Regions from separate parts of the Mus musculus genome. Here region 2 is linked to region 1. Evidence: chromatin loops called from intact Hi-C (ENCODE). Cell type or tissue: heart. All regions are shown on one strand.

What was found. Peaks named below come from ENCODE experiments on the same cell type or tissue, not always from the same donor. Only the 100,000 strongest peaks of a DNase experiment are listed, where the experiment ranks them.
Region 2: a loop joins it to region 1, with 7 times the contacts of the local background. A loop is called at or near these places in 5 of 42 quality-filtered maps.

Annotation. Positions count from the first base shown.
Region 1 is chr19:6,447,536-6,455,535 of GRCm38, reverse strand. Nrxn2 (neurexin II) reads right to left here. Exons shown (of 23, transcript NM_001205234.2): 4 at 7,252-7,281; 5 at 4,937-5,008; 6 at 256-557. Among named protein-coding and RNA genes, the nearest start is that of Gm14965, 33 kb to the right of the region's middle. In heart, a CTCF peak has its summit at 3,107; DNase peaks (open chromatin) are centred at 3,145 and 3,445; H3K4me3 peaks cover 1,096 bases; H3K27ac peaks cover 555 bases; H3K27me3 peaks cover 5,232 bases.
Region 2 is chr19:6,370,874-6,378,873 of GRCm38, reverse strand. It overlaps Sf1 (splicing factor 1), which reads right to left. Exons shown (of 13, transcript NM_001110791.1): 4 at 7,455-7,607; 5 at 7,167-7,256; 6 at 6,666-6,849; 7 at 6,458-6,573; 8 at 6,249-6,356; 9 at 5,121-5,301; 10 at 4,591-4,864; 11 at 4,266-4,325; 12 at 3,976-4,155; 13 at 836-3,216. The coding sequence ends at 2,879. Among named protein-coding and RNA genes, the nearest start is that of Pygm, 9.5 kb to the left of the region's middle. In heart, CTCF peaks have their summits at 2,467 and 4,912 (motif pointing left); DNase peaks (open chromatin) are centred at 1,353, 2,903, 4,103, 4,673 and 3 weaker places; H3K27ac peaks cover 410 bases.

The DNA.
Region 1 (8,000 bases):
CAGCGCAACCCTACTCCTGGTCTCAGGCTTCTGCTCAAGGGCAGCTCTGGAGCCTCCTCCTAGCTCAACCCCTGGTTGATAAGGTCTCAGAAGCCTGTCACATAGCTGAGTTCACACCTCAGGTTGTACTGCCCCAATCACACCTTACTGCCCAGCCCTGCTCTCTCCCACCCCAACCCAAGACATGCCTCTGTCCTCCATGTATGTCCTGCCCCAGACGAAGCTGACCCCTGGCCTTCTCCCTGCTCCCCCTACCTGGCGCAGGTTTCGGGTAACCCGGACGTCGTGCCAGGCGTTGTCGTTGAACTTGCCATTGACGGGTTCCACGAGGGCCTCGAAGGCACCTGAGCCTAGGTTGATGACCAGCCAGACAGCCCCAGACTTGAGGGACAGGTTGACGTAGTCAGCCGACTTCCCCGTGTGCAGCATCAGCCCGTTGCGCTGCAGGGTGCGGAAGGCCAGTGTGATCTCGTCAGTGCTGCTCTGGATCGGGTTGTGGGACAGGTCGTAGCAGAAGAACTCATTGCCCTTGAAGGTTGCCACAAATTCCTCCTTGCCTGGACGCCATGGTTTGGGAAAACGGGAGAAGGCTGAGTGGGTGGGGTATGCCAGAGCCTCCCCGTTCACTTCCAGCGACCTAAGCATGGGTCCTGGACACTGGAGTCCTGTGGTCCCAACTCTAAACTTAGGCCCTCTTCCCCTCCTACATGCTGTCATCCTGGACCCTGCTGCCTTTGCTACCAAAAGTCAACTTCCCCCAGGTCCATTTCCAAAGCAGGAGGCTGCTAAGTGGCTCTCACACTGACAGCTGACAATTAAGCTGCCACAGGGCCAGACAAAGCCACAGGCTTCGCCGTCTCCTCCCTACCAATCCTCTCAACCTCTGCCACCCCGGAACAAAGGCATGTGAGGGAGAAATAAGAGGCTCTGCCAGGCTTCTCCCTGGGATGCCTCTCTAGGACTGCAGCACCAAGTGTCTCCTGAGCTGCCCACCTCTCCTCTCACTTCCTCTTTGGTAACAGCTGTCCTCAGTACCCAGTGACAGGGGTACTCTCAGGCCTTCCCATAAGAGATGAAACCAGTGAGTAAGCTGTCTAGCCCTGCACAGATGAGAAGATTGGAAAGCCATGGAGTGCAGAGGGACAGGACTAAGGCATGTGGGGAGGCACTGCAAGGGACAGGGATATGCACCAGGTGACAGCCACTCTGCCACATTCACCTGGGAGCTCATGCCAGCTCTCCCTCATCTCCCAACTTCCTCCTCTAACCTGAGACAGCCACACTGCCCGGTGAGCGGCAGGGGAGGGCCTGGCTTTCGTGTGTGCATGCTCGTGGGTGTACATGACCTCTGTGTACATGTGTGAGCGTATATGTTTATGCACGTGTACGCATGGACACAGCAACCAGTTCAAGTTCCATTTTTACTGGCAGTCTTTAGTGGGGGAAGCCACAACTCATGGAAGGGCCATAAAGATTGGGGGGGGGGGTCTACAAGTGGATGACAAATAGGAAGACCATGACTAAAAATAGAGAGTTGGGGTCCAGTCTCTCAATTTCACACACCAGAGCACAAGCCCAGGCAGAAAACCAGATTCCAAACCAAAGAGAGCGGTGGCCTGCACCCAGGCAGTGACTTCTGTCCGCTATAAGTAAATACTGATCCTGCAGCCTCCCTAGACGGGTAAGGGGCAAACAGGACTGTGTTTGTCGTGAGGGTCTCCAGGCAGAGACTGAACTCTCTGAGCTTCTCCGGAGATGTTCTCAAGGACCAGGGAAGGAAGGGTAGGCACTGAGAGATGGGCACAGAGGACCACTGTGAGACACCTGTCCTCCCCTAGGAACAGACCCACGGGCCAGCACGGGGATCTCATTGCAGATTCTGCAGACCTCTTCTCCAGCACACAAGCCTGCCTCTCTCCCTCCAGGCAGGCTGCCCACACTGCCCCGCTGCATCCGGATGCCAAGGCACCAGCTGCTGCCCCAGTGCCTGGCATAGCCCTCACTGCAGCTGGCAAGGCCTTCTGTCCTGAGGCCACAGGGCAGCAAGCTGAGGGGGCAGGGCACGGGCCACATTGGGACCATCTGAATCCCTCCCTCTGTGCGGGGGACCCTAAGCGAAGGTGAGGTGACCAGCAGAGACAAGGACATATTTAACGGTGATGTGAGGAGCTCAGTGTAGAAGGGGACAAAGATGGACCCTCAGTGGGACAGGAGAGAAATGGAGACTGGCTGTAAGGGAAGGAGCGGTCACATGGAACCCTATTGATAAAGAACAGGAGGGAACCCTGAGGGGACAGGTAAGGAGGAGGGCCAGCCAGCATAGAAAGGGGACAGGGACCTCTGGGGAACTGAAGCCAAGGCTTTCTGGAGCTTTATTGTTTCCATAGCAACCAGGCCTGCTGCTCAGACACTGACAGAGCCAGGGGGCTCAAGGACCAGAAACAGGAATGCATTTGACCTTGGCTTCACCACCCATACTGTTAAACCCGCCCAGAGGTCAGACCTCCCCTCCCACTCCCTCACCTTCACTGCGGTCAAAGCAAATAACATCGCTGAGACACAGACAGAAGGAGAGGAAAATACGGCAGCCACCTGAAAAAGTGATTGGGACCAAACAAAAGAAGTCAGGGGAAAAAAAAAAAAGGAGAGGCAGGGCTGAGGCTGGACTGTGGCTGCCAAGGCGCAGAACAGAAATGAGGCCGTTCCCGGACTCCTCAGGTGGACCCAGGGGAGGAGGCAAAGCCAGCTATGCCGCAAAGCCTGAGCTGACTGGACCTCAGTCCTCCTGACCTAGAAAGGGAAAGAGATTTCTAAGGTCTGGGGGAGCCTGAACTCATTTAAGAAGAGGGAAGAGGCATGGTAGGCAGGTGGGCAATGGTAGCAAGAAAATTGAAGATGAGGGGAGAGAGAGAAGAGAGAAGAGAGAAGAGAGAAGAGAGAAGAGAGAAGAGAGAAGAGAGAGAGAGAGAAGCAAAGGTGGACCCTCATGGAGACTGTTACTCCAGGGATCAGAATGTGCAGTGTAATGTGATGTGGCCCTGGGAGCTTCTTGGAGCCCTAGCTGGATCTGAGATGCTCAAATCCTGAAGCGCCAGGCAGGGGGCGCTTTCCTCCATCACCCACAGTGGCCAGGCCACAGTCAGGAACTACAACTCCCATCAGCACGTGAGAAACCACAACTCTTAAGAGCTCCTAGTGTAGAAAGGGAGTCACTGCCAATACTTGTTTGCTTCTCCATCAGGGAATCTGTGGCTTCACAAGTGTGCCTAACAAAGCTGAATGTGGCCAAGGACTGAGAGGGTTTCTAGGTGCCGTGAAAGGGAGGCAACAGCTGCCCCCTTTGCAGACCAGCTCCAAGGCCTCCTCTGGGAAGCTCTCCAGCCGCTCTGACCCTCCTGGCTCTGGGGATCTACAGCTGTGTGTTCTGCTCATTTGGCACTTACTGCCTAGGAACTGCCTAGGACATCTTGTACAGCTCCCTCGGGAGGAAATGCAATGTGAGAGAGAAGCCCTGGGTGCTGGAGCTGGCTCTACCAACTAGCTCTATGGCCTCGGCCAGGCCACAGAGCGCTAAGCCCAGCTCTCTCCTCTCTCCTCCTCCTGTCAGCCTACCTCCCCGGGCGCTGCAGGAATCTAGAGAGACGCTGAACATGACAGCCCATAATCCAGTCGTAAGTGACTCTGCCCCTGGATGTGAAGGCACGCATGCTCACCCCTCCATCGGTGAATAAATAAGTTAACTCTTCTGAACAAAGCCTGCAGTTCCTGTGCTCTTACCCGGACCACAGTCAGGAAGACGCTGGGAACAGTGACCACTCACTCACTTTAAATAATTGTGAGCCACATGTGGTGGTGCACACCCGTAATCCCAACACCCAGAACACAGAGGCTGATGTATTTCTGTGAGTTCAAGGGCAACCCGGTCTACACAGTGAGTTCCAGGACAGCCAAAACTACACAGTGAGACCCTATCAAAATTAGTAATTAATTAATTAAATGTGCTGAGCTCATGCCTACATATATGTCAAGAGCTGTGCAGAACGTAGAGAGACAATGAAAATCCTGTCCTCGGGGAGCTCAGGACCAGAATGGGCAGCAGAGAGAGGCAGGATGTGGTATGACTGATCCTAAGGGGATGCAGACAAAGGGGCACCCAGGAGTGTCCAGGCTGGCCCAGGAGTTCAGGGAGATAGCCCACAAAGACAGAATGGCTGCTTTTCTCACAACCTGGCTCTAAGAGACAGCGAGGAGCCGGAGCAGGTCTTGGGACAGTGCAAACCCAGACGGACAGTAGGGCACTAGTCGGAGGGTGGAGGTGACATCATGTGGCTTTGGCTTGGATACAGAGCTTTGAGAGTTGTCAGGGTGGCCTGTACTTTTCTCAGCAAAGAGCCCTGAGAGAGGTTGCCTCTGGCCTAACAAGTGAGCTGGACTCCCAGTGTTCTAAGACACTAAGGGGCCTTGTGCTGGCCTCTGGCTTGACAGTTTCCCCACCTACCAAAGCAATGATGCCTGCCACTAAATGTCGTCATGGTTCACTGGGACAATATAGGTGACACACAGAGATCACAGATGCTAGTAGTTTCCCCCAGGCAAGGCACCTAGCAGGCTCTTGGAATAGGATGGTACCCTGTCACCTCCACCACAGCAACCCTTTCTAGAGATGGGCCTGACCGCTGCCATAGAAACAAGCATCTGTGTTCTGGAAGGTCATCAGGACAGCTAAGCTCTGGGGACGAGATGGAGGTTGTGGTCCTTCACAGTAGGGCATGGACCAGTGCCCCTGGGAATGGCAGTGGGAAGCAGACCTACTGCAGGCCTGGAGGCAAGTCACAGGAGGGTGCCATGCACCTGTGAAGACACCTCTGCCTCTAGAATGCAGTTAGCCTACAGCAGGGCAAGGGCTGGGCTATCTGGGGACCGTGGGATCACTAACCTTTTGTCGGCTGGTGCACATCGCCGGCTCCTCCTCTCCCGGCCCCCCCCTCGGAGAACAGTAAGGACCCTACTGGAGAAGCAGAATTGGGGAGTCAGGCACAGGGGCTTTGCAGCCAGTCCCATCCCAGTCTCTTGAGGTGACAGAGGCCCTATCCAGGACAAAGGTGCTGCTTGCAGGCATGGGCAAGGGAGGAGAGCTTCTCTGGGGATTCCCTGGCTTTCAGGGTCTCTGGAGAAGGAGCCATGTGACAATCCAAAGGCCACCAGCCTCAGGTGAGGAATGAGTCAGTCTAGGGTGAAGAGACCAAGTCAGGGGAGAAGGGCAGTCCTGGAGACCGACCAAGGTCCTGAGCACCCTGTGGGGCCACTGCCACATCCCTGGGGCTCATGCTCCTCCCTCCCTGGGCTCTGCTCACATCTCCTGCTGGTTAGAGAATAATCTTGTCAACCTGCTTCTGCCTGGCTTACACCCGTGCTATACTTCAATCCAGGTACAAAGCCCTCCTGTTCAGGGACTGTCCTCTCATGGGCCACCTGTCACTGCTTCGGTCACTGCAGTGGGAGCTCTGATGGCCTCCACCTAAACTCTGGGGCTTCCCCGGTCTGTCCTTCCACCACACTCGAAGAAGGGCTGTGCTCATCCAAGGAGGTCCCGGCTAGGCGGGGCTCGGGGGGATATACAAGCAAATCTTCCTCAGACACCAGTTCTCAGCCCCATTCCCTGGCTCACCACACAGGGCCCAGCTCCAGCACCCCCAGAGGCACAGGTTGCCATGTCTGGGCTCCACGCTGGCTTGAGCTTAACCCACCCTTACCACTGAACAGGTGCTCTCTGGAGCCTGGCTCCCAGGCAACCAGCCCTACCGCTAGACCCACAGGATGAGGAGAATTCAGGAATAAAAGGGGAAGTTTCTTTCTGGGCTCTTCCTCCAACTCCAGTCCCCAGCTCCCAGAACTAAAACTAAACAAACATCTGAGCTGCAGAAGCTTTCATGTGAGGGGAGGCATCTCTGGGACCCTTCGAGCAAACATCCTCAGTGTATGAGGTGAGCCACAGCCAGCCCTCCCCCAACCAAGGCCTTAGAGGAAAGAAGGATGTGAGGGAGTCAGCCAGGACCCTTCTCCTAACTTCCTGTATGGGCTTCCTCCTGCTTTCCTCTGGCCATAATTTCCCATGCCTCCACAAATTCCAGGCCCATATTCATCAGACCTAAATCCATCCCAAATTTCATATCTTGGCAAAACTCTGTTGCAGCCTAGACGTGGTCCCACCGTCTCTCGGTTAAATACACAGGCCTGTCTCTTGGGCAGGTACAGCAGAGCCGCCAAGGGTGCTAATAGAGGTGGATACAGGGATGGCAGGGGGTCACAGCTGGAGGGGACCAGTCAGAACTCCTGGGTTCCCCTCCAGGTTGGTTAATGCCAGGTATCCTCTACCCTTGCAATACTTAGATTAGATCCCAGAGCCTCGAGTATGCAAAGACAACAATCTACTGCTTAGCTATGCCTCGGCCCCCAAGACTGGGGTTTTGACTGGTGGGAGGAACTTTGCCAAGGGTAGGTGCAAGCTAAAGGACAAATTAGAGTCTAGCCACTTAGTAGGGCTATCATGCCACCTGGTGGGGCTGTCATGCCTCCTGGTGAGGTTCTGTAATCACAATAGCCAGTCATTTGTCTCTCTGGTATATGGTCGACTGTCAGATAGCGATAAGAGACTCAAAAGATAATGGAGGGAAGGCAGAGAGCGAGGAATTGTGGGGAGGGAGGATCCTACACCTCCAGCCCCATAGTTTCCCTTTCCAACCCATTCTAGGGACAGGGATTAAATGGGGTATCTTCCACAGCAGCCAGGGGAGAGGAATGTGTTGCCTCAAATCCTTTCTGCAGCCCAGGAAGGCCCTTCTCTTTTTTACTCGCATTCATAGAAAAGAGAGAGTGAGCAGAATGAGTGGATGCAAATCAAACACCGGCATGAGAAAGAGAAAGCAAGATGTACCACGAGGAAGATGGAGAGAAAACAAATGCAAGGAGACTGGAGACAACGGCAGGAGAGTGTACATCTGACATCAGAAACCAAGGTGACGTGAGGGTGGACGGTGGACCCGTGGGGGGGGGAGGGGGACGGAGAGGGCCAGCCCCACCCCTGCCAGGCACCCCCATACAAATAAAGAAATGGCCAAGGGAAAGGGAAGGGAAGGAAGGAGGGAGGCAGGAGGGGTGAAGGAGAAGGGGTTGGGGGAGAGAACAGAAAAGCCAGGCACAGTCTGGGGCAATCCAGTCCAATCCAAACGAAACCAAAACTTCAAACCATACCTTCGCTGTTTAACGTCAGGTGAGCCGGACCTTGGAAAGGGGAAGAAGAGAAAGAAAGAAAAGAAGAAAAGAAAGAAAGAGAAGAGGAAAGAAACAAAGAAACACGAGTCATGAAATCCGCCAGAGAGAAGGGAGGGGAAGTTGCTGCTGCCACAATTTAAAACCCTGTTAACTTGTGACAGACATCGGGGGAGAGCCCCCAGCCCAGCAGCTGAGGGAAGGGGCCCGATGCAGAAACAGAGGGTAGAGGGAGGGGAAGGGGTGTCAGAGGGTGGGCGAGAGGTGTGAGCCAGAGGAGGCGGGCAGGTGGGCGTTGCTGCAGGGGAGGGGAGAGAATTTTTTGGTTTCTTATTTTTTTTTCTTCTTGCCGGAAAAAAAAAAGAGAAAAGGAAAAGGAAAGGGAAGCAGCATGGCGCGGGGCGGCGCGAAGCGGCCTTTCCCTTTTCCTTTTTCCTTTTTTCTTTTTTTCTTTTCTTTTTTTTTTTTCTTCCAGGAGGTGGAGAAAAAAAAAAAAAACGGTCAACGAGAAAAAAACAATTCGGATGGAGGAGAAAATAAAACACAACACAAAAATCAGAGCCACCTGGAGAGAGAGAGAGTGTCCCGTTAGAGTGGGATTGAGTGGGCAAGGGGACGCCAGCCATCACATGCACACACACACACACACACACACACACATGCACACACACACACATGTACACACACATGCATACACATGTGCACGCGCACACACACCAGGGGTCTGCATA
Region 2 (8,000 bases), 77 kb after region 1:
CTACACACCAGAATAGGGTATCAGATCACACTATAGATGGCTATGAGGCACAACGCTGGGAACAGACAGTGCCCTTGAAGACTGAGCCATCTTTCCAGCCCCCCAACTCCTTTAATCCAACCTGCAACCAACAGCAAGAGAGAGGGCTGTAAATATGGCCCAACACACACATAATGTTACAAAGCCAAAGACTAAACAGCCCTGCCAAGTCAAAGGGCTACACATGCTTGTCACGGACTTTATCCAGGGACTTTCTGTAACCTCCATAGCAGGGTTCCCACTTCCTCTATTCTACACACCCTGTCTCAGCATAAGACCCCCAGTCTCAAACATACTCCTCTCACCACTCCTGCCCCTTCCCTTCCTTTACTCAGGGATATGGATACTTCCTAGATCCCTGGAAATACATCCAACCCAGACCAAGCTGAAGTTATGTCTAAGTTTCTAATTAGAAACCTGGCCTCCCGACCTGAACCAATGTTGAGTTTCTGCTAAGTAATTGTCTTAGTCTTAGAAATAAACAGAGACCCCATGCTGTTTCTACTTAGCATGTCCCTTGCCAAGGTCTGAGGAGATAGGGATACTGCTGCCAGCATCAAACACTGGTGTCTAATGAAACATAACCCTGACACAATAGGACTGTGTTTCCTACCTAAGTTGGCATGTAGGCCAAATGGATATTTCCCACCTCCTAAATACTGACACTATGCACAGGTGCTTGTTGTAGCTGGGCCTTCAAACTTGCTCTTGGAAACTCTTAACAAAGGCTGGCAGCAGGGTGAGAGAGGGGCCATTAAGAGCACACTGCACAGGGAGGAGGGCAAGACCAGAGGATGGCTGAGCCATGGTTAAGTCATTTATTGATTTTACTTCTAAAACCCACACAGCGCCACTTTGCCGCTTCCAGAGCTTCAAAGAGCTAATTAACCGCCCAATGAGCCCACCAGGGAAACCAAGATTGTGAGGGAAGCAATGAGGTAAAGCCAAGGTCGAAGAGGGTGGCCAGGCCCTGCCCCCACACTGTAAGGTTAAAGACAATAGGGAAAACCTCTAGTTGAGGGCTTGGTTAGGAAGCCTAAGGGTAGACAGCAACTGCCCTCAAGCCTCTAGACAAAGCAGCAGCAGCTGTATGAGCTGCCAAAGACGTGGCTCTCACAAAGACACAAGGGGTGATTTTCCTAGTACCCTAAACAGGAGAACTGCAGAAGACTCTGTAGACGTGGCCACTCAGCACAGGGCACCACGTTTTGTCCCTACTACTCCCCTAGACCTGCAGTCCTGGCAGGCTGAGAGCCACCAGCAGAGAAAGAAAAAAAGCCACTTGGCAGTTTTAATTTTAGCAGCTCTGTGCCCGACAAGCAGGATTAGTTAGCGTGACCTTTAGTGCTGATGCCTCCCCAGGTCCAGGTCCTTAAGTCGGGCAGCAGCTAGGAGACACAAATCCTATCTAGAGCTCATCAATGTGGGTGGGGGTCGGAGCCCCAGGAAAAGGCTGTCACAATGACAAAGACTCCTGAAATGTGGAGTGAGCCTGCTTTTCAGTTCTATCAACTAGAAACTAGAAAAAGTGAGGGGCTGAAGCCATTCACATGCAGGAGCTGGGGCCAGGGTAGGTAGGTAAAACTTGGTGCTGATGGTCAGGAAAAAGGTTTTAAAAGAAAAGAAACGGACCCGGAAAACCACACTGCTCTTTTATTCAATGGAACATTTCCCCCTTAGTGCAGTGTTGAATCAAACACAGAAAAAAAGGCCCAGAGAAATTTCTGTAGATAAACCAGTGAAAAGAACGCGCATTACACATTATTATCAACATAATCACTCCATGAAGAGGGAAGGAAGGGGCAAAGCAGCAGAACGAAGAACAAGGGACACAAGCCCCAGACACTGCAAAACATCTGGACATCTGGGGTCAAAATAAAACATAAAGGGAAGCTTTCCAGGAAGGAGAGAAGCAAATGGGTTCTGAGGCAGCTTGGGTGACCAGAGCATGAAAAAGACTCCAGGCTGGCCTATGGTGGCTTGGGCTGTGCCCTGTACTGCTGGCAGGAGTGCAGGAAGATGTGAATCCCACTGCCAAATAAACCCTATTGAGCAACGAGTCAGATTTATCCAGACTCTTTAAAAGATGTCAAAGATAAACCACCTACTTATTTTGAATGTGGCTGAAGCCCTTCAACAATTAGAACCATAGGACCCCCCACTCCCACCACCAAGCCTGACATTAATAGCCAAAGCCTGTACCTAAACCATTTGCCCCTCTCCCTTTGGGAGGAGAGGAATGGAGACAAGGGAAGGATCCTATCTGCAGCAGAAGACCGGGGAGAGCATCTCCTTGGACGGAGTCTGAAGAAAGGAAAAGATAAGGAAATAACAAAGGAAAAAGATAAAAATTAATAAAAATTTCACAATATGGAGCCAGTGTGTTCCGATTCCGTCCACAAAAATAACTCAGGCTGCTTTGCCGAACCATCCTGTCCACCAGGGGCGCTGCTGAGGCTGTCTGCCTGGAAGGGTCACCAATGGGCGCGGAAAGTCCTCACTCTCATGGCTCGGGCCATCGCTGCCGCGGGGAGGGATCCTGGCGGCCCGGTTTGGGGAGAGGCAGAGGGAGTTGGGTGAGGAGAGAAGACAAAGAAGACACTCGATGCTACAGGTGCCAGGAAAGCTCAAGCTGGCGCCCCACTACCACTGCCCGTTTCCCAAGCGAGTCCAGTCACTTGGCCCAGCCCAGTGCGTGCACACACACACATGCGTGCACACACAATCACATGCGTGCATCCCAATGTCTGGCTCCATATGGTGAGGTTCGGCGTGTGTTTATAAGAGACCAACTCTCTATGTATATAATATATATTTTCTTAAAAAAAAAAAAACAAGTCTAGTTCTGTGGTGGAGGCGGTGGGGGAGCTGGAGGCATCCCGAAGGGCGGCATGCCCGCCACCCCCATGCCCATCATGGTGACAAAGTTAGAAGGGTCCATGGGAGGCGGAGGAGGAGGGGGTGGGGCATACATCATGCCGGCGGAACCAGGTGGCGGAGGCGGCGGAGGGGGAGGGGCCCCGGGCGGCAGAGGCGGCTGGACCCCGGGGGGCAGGGGCACCATAGTGGGGTTGCCTTGCATCTGAGGGGTTCCTGGAGAAGCTGCGGCAGCCGCCTGCTGCTGTTGCCATGGCGGGATGGACCCTGTGCCAGCGCTCGTGGTGGTAGTCGTCGTATCTGGGGTAGTAAAGAAGCCCAAGGTCACACGCGCGGGGGTACACCGCGGCTCTCTGCGGCTGCTGCCTTGGGACAGGGGGGACGAGGGGCGCCTGCTCCTTGCTTTGGCATGCTGTACGGTGGTGGGGGGCGGGCGGGCGGGGCTGTCCTGGTGATGGGAGTGGAGGGGTGGGCAGGACTACCCTGGGGTCAGCCTCATGGTCTCTGGGCTTAACAAAGTAAGCCCTTTGTCACCAATGCCCCTGGAGGGGCTCAGGGGAAAGTTCCAGACACAAGAACCGGCTTTGACGTCCCTCCGCCCAGCCGCCGCCACCACCGAACGGCACATTCAACCTCAAGCCCACAACTACTCTCTCCCCATCGGCCCCTTCCCTTTTTTCTGCAGTCTCTCAGGCCCAATCACAACCCCCTCCAGAACATGCATGCACCATCCCACTCTTGACTCCGCTCACAAGGCATGGCCGAACCAGCAGCTCATTCAGCAGCTTAGCCTGGACTTCTGGTGCTCTATCTACAACAGCAAGCTCCCCTCCAGACCTCCCAAGTCTCTCCCAAACACAACCACGCCAAACATCAGCTCTCCTCCCCAAGACATTCCCTTGGGCCAGGCAGCCTGGCTTTCAACCCCACTGCCCTTGCTGAGAGACCAGAGTCCTCAATGAAGGTGTCTCCAGCCTGTGTGAAATTATGAGGTTCTTGTTCCCCTCAGCCCTAGCCCACATCCCACCCACCCCCACAAGCCCAAAATATTCCACTCACTTTGCTGCCATGGCAAGGGGGTGCTGGAAGCCATACTGCTGCTGGGCGGAGGGGGTGGCGGAGGCTGCTGCTGCTGCTGCTGCCATGGAGGAAGAGGACCAGAGGGAGGAGGCGGGGGCTGCCCACTGGGAGGTGGCGGAGGCGGCGGCATCATGCCCATAGGCGGCGGCGGCATCATACCTGCAGGCAGTAAGACCAGGGTCCTGGGCTTTAGAGAGCAGGGTCCTGGGCTAGAAGCCCCATTTGCTCCCAGTCCTAGACAGAGATCCCAAGAGAGTAAGCAGCATTACCTTTTCCTTGATGCAGGCGATAGACCCCAGAGCCCACAGGCGTACTTCCCAGGTACTGATCTTGATGGAAGGAAAGAGCAGGGACTTAGCAGGACATTTGAACTGGCCAGGCAAAACACCATAGCTTTCTCAGCTTTTTGACCCAAAAGTTCATGGGTCTCCCCGCACAGATCCTCCATGAGCCTAGACCTCAGCAAGATTCAGAGTACTAGCTAGATTCAGAGTACTAGCTAGCCAAACTGCTGTTGCAGCTCACAGCTCACTACTTGGGGTGACCCTATCTCCCCTCCCAAGCCCCAAGGTTTCTGGTCTGACACTTACTTACCCATTGGAGGAGGGCCATGGTGCCCAGGTGGGTGGGGGCCCTGGTTCATCGGTGGTGGTGGTGGCTGCATCCAAGGTGGTGGTGGTCCATTTGGGTTGTGCTGCATGGGATGCCCACCATGCCCACCTGTCAGGCTGGGTAATGGGTGTGGGAAGCTGTGGGGGCCACCTCCAGGACCACCAGGACCACCTCCATGCATGCCATGGTAGGGCCGATTCTCTGAAGGACCAGAATTCATCCAGGGTGGGCGGCTCTGAGTTGTAGACATGAGAGACTACGTGAGAGCATTTCCTGCCAATGTCCGCGCCTGCGCCCCCTGGTGGCAACATTGTTCTTCTGACTATGTCAGAGGACCAAGGACACACGGACAGGGTCCTCCCAAAGTGACCCTACAGAGGCCAGACATCCCAGAAAAACAATGTTGCCAGCTATATCCACCTCTAAGCTTTACCCCAAATCCTTGGCCATAGCTCCTTATCTCTGCAGAAGAGAACAGGGGAGCTAGACCAGAAAACTGTCCCAGGGCTCACCGGTGGTGGTGGGTTGCTGGCAGGAGCAGCAGGTCTTGGTGCACTAGCCAGGGGCGTGGTGGCAGGCCCAGAGGTAGAGCCCACAGATGCAGGGACAGGAGCTTCCCCTAGCTCAGCCATAAGGGACAAATATTCTTTATCCATCCGTGCTTTATCCTGAGCTGACTGAGGGTCGCCAGGCCTAAAGTAGGGTCAGAAACACAAAGTAAGGAGAAGAAAATACCAACAGAGCATTCAGTCAAATGTGACCCCCTTTCTAATCCTTTACTGGAAACAGTTATCCAATGTCCATTTTGTGTCTATTTTTAACCACTGCCAGTCACAAAAGAGGCTCTGGATTACAGATTCCAGCAACCAACCACCGTACAAGACCCTCATCTCTCTCTTTTTTTTTATTTTTATGTATACTATAGCTGTCTTCAGAGGGCATCAGATCCCATTTCAGATGGTTGTGAGCCGCCATGTGGATGATGGGAATTGAACTCAGAACCTCTGGAAAAGCAGTCAAGTGCTCTTAACCACTGAGCCGTCTCTCCAGCCCCATCCTCATCTCTCCCGTTCTATCAATCCTATCTCTATGGGGCTGAAGAGATGACTCAGCAGTTAAGAGCACTTATTATTCATACAAAGAATATGGGTTCAGTTCCCCGTGCCCACATGGCAGCTCACAATCATCTGTAACTCCAGGTCTAGGCGATCTAAAGCCCTCTTCTAACCTCCATAGGAACCAGGCATGCAAAATACAGAAGTACATGTAGGCATAGGCAAAACACTCAAATGAATATAACTATAGTATCTTCCCTGTTTGAGAGAAAATAATTTAACTATTAAAAGGACCTTATGGGAAAAAAAAAAATCTTAGTCTTAAACTTAAGCAGTTAAGGTAAATTAATAACACACCCAATGGAAACATTTATAGTCAGAGCATAAGTTTTTGGACAAGACAACAAAAGACAATACCAGGAGGCATTACACATTTGTAGTCTTCTTGAGCCTTAACTCACATCACCCAGATCCACAAAGGATGCTGCTCTGGTGCATGAGATGAACCATGCGTGAGTCATTATAAAAACAAAGATCCTGAATACCAGTGGCTGCTGGAGAGCCACTTCAACAGCCAGGCCTCACCTCTGAAATTTGCAATCAGAAGCAATGTGACCAGCCCCTCCACACTTGGTACACACAGTAGTATTGGTAATGCTGCGCGTCTCTGAGCTCTGCCAGGGCCTTAAGATCCTGTTGAGATGGGAGAAATCAATTCAAACACCTGTAGAGACCACTGTCCCACTTCAAAAAGGTTCAAATTTCTATGCATTCTTCTCAACATTATCACTAACCTATTATCATCTTCCCGTAGAGTGCCATTCAAGCGAGCCAACTCTCGAAGCTGCATTTTCCGTAGATCGTTCTGGTCCTCTGGGGTCTCAATACCCTGCTTCAGGATGTTTCTGATCTATTAAGATGCAGCAGCAGTTAGTTGTCAAAGTACTTAGGGCCATCACCTAGGTTTCCAGCAAGAAGCCCCCTCCTGGGCTCAGCACACACCTGTTCTACTGCCTTTTTGACATTCTCCATCGTATTGGCAGTGACTAGAGCATGAAGAGGCTCATCTTCGCCTGGCAACATCTGACCATCTTTACGCCCAACTTTCCCTTCTTTCACTGATCCTTTCCCCCGAATCATGATCTTGGCGTTGCATTCCTTCTCAATGTTCTTCAGGGTGTTCCCTCTATCAAAGGCAGAAAAGACTGTTTACACAACCTGTGCAAACTCCTCTACTTCAGTAAAAAGGCTGGGCTGAGTAGGCATTAGTGGGAAACTGCAAAATGCAGCACGTGGGATCACCTAGTCAAGGACTCTGTACCCTAAGGTCAGCTCTAACATCTCAGGATTTTAATTCACAGAAAACAGTGTGTGTGGTGGGACGGACACCTTGACACAAATCGAGTTTAAGCATAATCCAGCCAAAACAAATGCCACACCAAATTCAACAACAAACCCAAATACAATTAAAACCTAGGGTGCCATAGACTAGTAATTACTCACCTGGGTCCAATTAGGAGCCCCACAAAATTGATTTCTGGATATTCGTCTTGGGGGATCATTACTTTATCGCTCACACGTGTTGCTGGAGGCCTAAGGAAGAAAAGATCATCACCATCTATTTCTGGGAGGTGGCACACATAATCCATGCTCTTTTTTTAACTAATCAAGAGAGTATATACTATGGAGAATTGAGGATAATTTGGGCCAAAAGGTGAGTAGGTACACCAGAATTGTCCCAGCAGGTCACATATGAACTCAGTGTGCCCTTTTAATGTGTTCTCTGCTTACTTGTAATCTGCAGGTGGTTTAAAGTCTGGGTTGAGAGCAACCATCTCTGTAATAAGGGTGTGCCGCTCCTCTTCAAGCTTTTTGCGGGTACGGAACTCTCGAGTGTTAAGCCGCTTCCCCTCGCTGTTGTAGATTGGTTCAGGGGAAGGGGACCTGTGGGAGACAGATCCTCATTACTGCTCTGACCCCCACTCACCTTGCTCCCACATGGACTATAACAAGTCTCCCCAGCCCCTCTGCCTCTCAGATCCTAACAACACTCTTCGGAGGAACCGACCATAACGTGTGCTATTCAAGATCGTGTGGAATGAGGAGATGGAATCTGACTTAACGTTAAGCAAACTGTGGTGTATGTGAGAAAGGGAAAAATGCTCTTACTTCTATGTGACCGGGGAAGGATCTATTAAAGAGAAACCTCTGGACCACAAGTGGCAAGAACAGGACCATCCTCTGGAAGCTTCTTGCCAAATGACTCTTTCATTTGAAAAAATATGTGATAACCAAACTTGATGAACCACAGAAACCCAAGTTATGGTGAACTGTGCC